Linked DNA regions of Homo sapiens: region 1 is linked to region 2. A link is a loop called in an ENCODE intact Hi-C map of the cell type or tissue named here. Cell type or tissue: CD14-positive monocyte. All regions are shown on one strand. Region 1 has its middle 260 kb from the start of LINC00348. Region 2 overlaps DACH1 (dachshund family transcription factor 1).

Evidence for each region. Hi-C counts contacts between places; a loop is a spot of excess contacts. Peaks named below come from ENCODE experiments on the same cell type or tissue, not always from the same donor. Only the 100,000 strongest peaks of a DNase experiment are listed, where the experiment ranks them.
Region 1: a loop joins it to region 2, with 7 times the contacts of the local background. A loop is called at or near these places in 1 of 110 quality-filtered maps.

The regions. Positions count from the first base shown.
Region 1 is chr13:71,274,377-71,276,876 of GRCh38, reverse strand. No RefSeq gene overlaps it. Among named protein-coding and RNA genes, the nearest start is that of LINC00348, 260 kb to the right of the region's middle. In CD14-positive monocyte, no CTCF peak of the experiment used is centred here; a DNase peak (open chromatin) is centred at 1,436; H3K4me3 peaks cover 364 bases; H3K27ac peaks cover 1,124 bases.
Region 2 is chr13:71,746,194-71,748,693 of GRCh38, reverse strand. All of the region lies in intron 1 of DACH1 (dachshund family transcription factor 1), which reads left to right. Among named protein-coding and RNA genes, the nearest start is that of DACH1, 120 kb to the left of the region's middle. In CD14-positive monocyte, no CTCF peak of the experiment used is centred here; no DNase peak of the experiment used is centred here.

The DNA of each region.
Region 1 (2,500 bases), 470 kb after region 2:
ACATTTATTGCTATATCAGTTGGAGTGAGAAAAAGAGAGGCTGGAGTTTGGGAGTACAAGAAGCTAAAAGATCCACTTGTTACAATTTCATTAAAAACATACTTTGAGTTTTGTGTTTCTAGCTTCTGGATTATAATGGACAGAGCTTAAGGTCCAAATTTTAGTTAATTCCTAAGGAAACCCATTTTTAAGCCTAAATACAGGTGTCAATTCACTTTAAAAATACGTAGATATTTTGAGGAATCTTTTCTAAAAGGCTAGCATGAGTGTTTCTCTAGCATGACAAGAGGTTGGAAGACAACATTGCTTTGAACACCAGTGGGACCAGTTGTAAGCCAGAAAGTAAGTGGGACACAATTGCCATATTGAGATTGGCCCATATCCCAATATACTAAATAAGTTCAGACTCACTAGCACAGTGGAAGTTAAGGTAAGAGATAGAAAGTATCTCTACTGTTTTCTTTCTTGGCTTTCTTTTAGACTAGTTAACTTTAGGCTAAGTGTATCTCTCTCTCTCTCTCTTTTTTTTTTTTTTTTTTGACAGAGTTTCTCTCTCGTTGCCCAGGCTGGAGTGCAGTGGCGTGATCTCGACTCACGGCAACTTCCGCCTCACGAGCTCAAGTGATTCTCCCGCCTCAGCCTCCTGAGTAGCTGCGATTACAGGCGCCCATCACCATGCCGTATTTTTAGTAGAGACGGGATTTCTCCATATTGGTCAGGCTGGTCTCAAACTCCCGACCTCAGGTTATCCTCCCTCTTCAGCCTCCCAAAGTGCTGGGATTACAGGCATGAGCCACCGTGCCCAGCCAGCTAAGTGTATCTCTTTTGTATGACCTAGCATAAGTTCCAATAAATAGATAATAAATACCAATATTTTTAGTTTTCCTACTATTTTTCATAATACTACAGATTCAAGAGCTATTCAATACTTCAAAGTATATCAGAAGACTGTTTACTCAAATGTTTACTGCCTTATAAAGTCTACTAATTCTGCAGCCTAGGATACTTAATCTCTCAAATTTATATCAGCTACTCACAAATTCCTTATTTTAGGATATCTTAATTGTGCCAACCCACTTCCCTTTTCCAGATTATTTATCAGTTATCATGTTTTTAGTTGCAAGCAACAGAGGACATATCTAAAATGGCTTCAGATTGGAATAGCTTTTTCTCACCTAATAAGCATTCCAGAGAGAGGTGGTTTCAAGGCTGCCACAAGTCTGAGTTATCCTCTCTAATATTAAGTTTTCTTCCCTCTTAATGAATTTGAATGGTCAGAGCAAATCTAAGCAGCACAGCTTCAGATTACAATATCAAAACAGAATTTGAGGAAATATATTTTCCCTTGGACCACATTTTTTTTTTTTTAATTAGAAAAGCTTCCCAGCAAGCCACCTAAGTCGCTGTCTGTGAAATTTCGTTGGCAATAGTTGAGTCATTTGTCCATCCCTTAGATGAAAAGGGGAAGGCAGAAAATATAAGCATTTTAACACTTTCAGTTTCTATAAGAAGAGGCAAAATCTCACAGCAAAGTGAGCTGTGAATTGCTTTTGGGTAAACAGATAACAGTGTCTGTCATAGCTCTTAAATGGATAACTATCAGATGGCATTTTGTTTCCTGATAGGAAGCTATGAACAGACAAAATTTCACCCAACAAGTGATTCAAATCACTTACGCTGCCTGCAGCTGAACGTTAATAAGAATGTCCATCATGATATACAAGGGACTGAACACCATCTTCTGCAGTTACCTAGCTGGTTTGCATATCTTCCTGTCCATGGTAGTAGTGAAATATAATCCTGCCTCGCTGTGTTTTAGACCATTGACTCTATTGGGTTTGTTAACTCCCTGATCATAATTTTAAGAAAATGCTTAAGTAACTTTGTCTAGAATAAGCATGCTTGAATTGCATTCTGAGAGATTAAGGTTTAGTTCAGTGTGGTGGACATCTGTCCTTGTTGGCTCCTTTTATTAGCATATTTGTCTCCCTTCTAGGCAATACCTGATTGCGTGTAGTCATGGTTAGAGGCAGTGGTCACATTCAGTAAGAAAGGTAGAGAAGTCAGATCTTCACTCTCTCCTGGCACATGTGGCCACTTACATGATTTAGAGTCAGTCTATCAAACTTTCTTTCCTGTGAATTTGAATCTTTAATGAGTGACATGCAAAAAAGGGAATGGTGAGCTGCCATATTTATTATAGTAGTTTGTGTGGAATCAGTAGAATTTAAGTGTGCTTGCTCTGATTTTTGTTTTCTGGCCTTCTTTTCCTGAGCGTTTTTAAAACGCTCTTCTCCATTTTTTGTTGTTGTTAATTATGTAAGCATCAGAGCATGCTTTCAATAAATTAAGATCTGTTGAGTTTTTGCTTACGTTAGATGAGGCAAATTCCTGTACTTGTATTTAAACCCCCAAACTGTTACAGTCATGTATTGATACTCAGCACCAGCCCCCAATCTGCAGCTTCAAGGGTGCTCAAATAATAAGTAGAAGTAGACCC
Region 2 (2,500 bases):
GTTCTTTGAAAACATGAAAAGCAGACTTCCAGTTAGCTTATACAGGGCAGACACCTCAAGGCCCTGGGAATGAGGATTGCTATAGTAGTAGACAAAGAGGGACCTGTTGACCTTTATTCAATGGTGCCCCCAGAGTGAGCTCAAGGGCAAAGGATGTTCTGGGGATGATGGAAAATAAGCAACAGGAATATCATTCTAGCGAAGCAAGCAGACCCTCCACTGGGTTCCCTTAAATTGATTTCTCTTTTTAAAAACTAAGGGCTTGAGCTTGTTTTATTCCATCTGTAAAATGATTTCCAAGCACTTTTTTATCTCTAAGATCTCTTTAGCTGCCACTCACTGTGATCAGTTTTGGCCTTATGAACTGAAGTGTATGGTCTCAAAGTTGTATTCCATGTTACTTTATTTATCTTAGATAATGTCCCCTACCACTTTTTGCTGAGCAGAGACAATGTTACCCTGCTTCACTTTGCTTTCCCCCCCTCAACATTGTTTGGAGCTTGCTCCTTTTTTTTTTTTCAGATCCCAATATTAACAGAGCATGTTCACAACGTGTTAATCTGTGTGAATACATTTGTAAAGCTGGCCAGTAAGTAATAAATTTGAAGGTTACTTTGGATGGGAAAAGTATTCTAACTGTACTTAATCTTTTTATAGTTGGAAGTCAACATGCTGTCCCCCAAAGGTCTCTCCATATTGCTTTTTGCTTTTCACCAGATTAGATGGTTTATTTGCCTGTCAAGTTCATGCACAAACTGGGCAAGACCTTCCTGCACCTCAGGAATGTGAGAATGGACCAGGGTGGTCTCCAAAGTCCTACCTATCGGTCCTGAGAAAGCTGCTACAGTGCTATACAGGGACCCATTAGGACACAATTCATTAAAAATTCCCAGAGAAAGGAGGCTAGGATGGCAGAACTCAGATTTCCTTGCTTCCTCCCATGGACCCAGTAGAGACACTCTCAAGGTAAATGTAGCTCCCAAATTTATCTAAAACAAACATGTAGTGAGGAAACTCACAGAATCTCCTAGAGCATCCTTGTATGGAAGCCAGCCTGGGCATGACATGAATGCATTTTTAGCTGGGATGCCTGATTTTCTTTTTTCTGGCAGGGGGATGGAGTCTCACTCTGTCACCCAGGCTGGAGTGCAATGGTGCGATCTCTGCTCACTGCAACCTCCGCCTCCTAGGTTCAAACAATTTTCCTGCCTCAGCCTTCCTAGTAGCTGGGACTACAGAAATGCACCACCTCACCCAGCTAATTTTTTAATTTTTTTAGTAGAGACAGGGCTTCACCGTGTTGGCCAGGCTGGTCTTGAACTTCTGACCTCAAGTGATCCGCCTGCCTTGGCCTCCCAAAGTGCCAGGATTACAGGCATGAGCCACGACGCCAGGCCTGGGATGACTGATTTTAATTATTTTTTCTTATTAATTCTGTACAGTGTGTGGACTACATTACATTACAGTGTGTGGACTACATTACATGATCTAGTATTAACTCTCATCATTGTGAACAATTTTGAATTGTAGGTAATTTTTCCTATAAAAATTACCGTTCCTTTGCAGAAAATAGATATTATATATCATACAACTATTTGTATATACAAACACAATATTTAAATACATAAATGCAAAAATAGTTGATAGATATAGCTATTATGTGTCAGTACATATACATATGTGTTAATACATATGTGTTACTACAAGATTATGTGTTAGATATTGTGTTAATACATATACATATGTGTTAATACAGAAATGTGTACTCTATCAAGCTGAATATTTTTGGCAGGAAATATTTACCACATTGTATTTTTAGTATATCTTAAAATATATTAAAATAAATACATTCACTAAGTCGACATAGCTTTGACTTATACTTAGTGAAGACATTAGAGAAGTCCTAGCCACTTCTGGGAAGGAACCCAGAAACTTCTCTAACCTTACATGAGCAACCAGTGAAGGCTGGCACCAGTAGCTCATAAGCTTGATTAGATAACACAGGTAGCCTGCAGATACTGTGGAGGTTTTTTGTTTGTTTGTTTGTTTGTTTGTTTATACCATTTCTTTTATCAGAGATGCTAACACTGAGCACAGCAAAGAATAGGTTGCTGGTGCTCTGGGGGTATAAGAGGATTCCAAACAGGACTTTAGTGGTAAGGAATTTCCAGTGACCTGGGAATTTTTGTAGTTGATTTCATCTTATTAAAATCATTATGCCTTTTTTAGTGCCACATTTAAAAAACATATTGCAGTTAAGTGAGTTTACTTTTCATCAGTGACCAAATCTGAACTCCAAATGTGATTGATTTTTGTATTCTTAAACTCTAAGCTTCCACTTTGTCATCTATAAAGGGAAGAGTTTAATTTCAACATTTTCTTCCATTCCTATCTATGGGTTTCCTCTTCATTCATGTATATTTTGGAAGAATCTTTCTTGTACATGATGTTGTTTATTATTTTATTTTATTTTATTTGAAACAGGGTCTTGCTCTGTCAT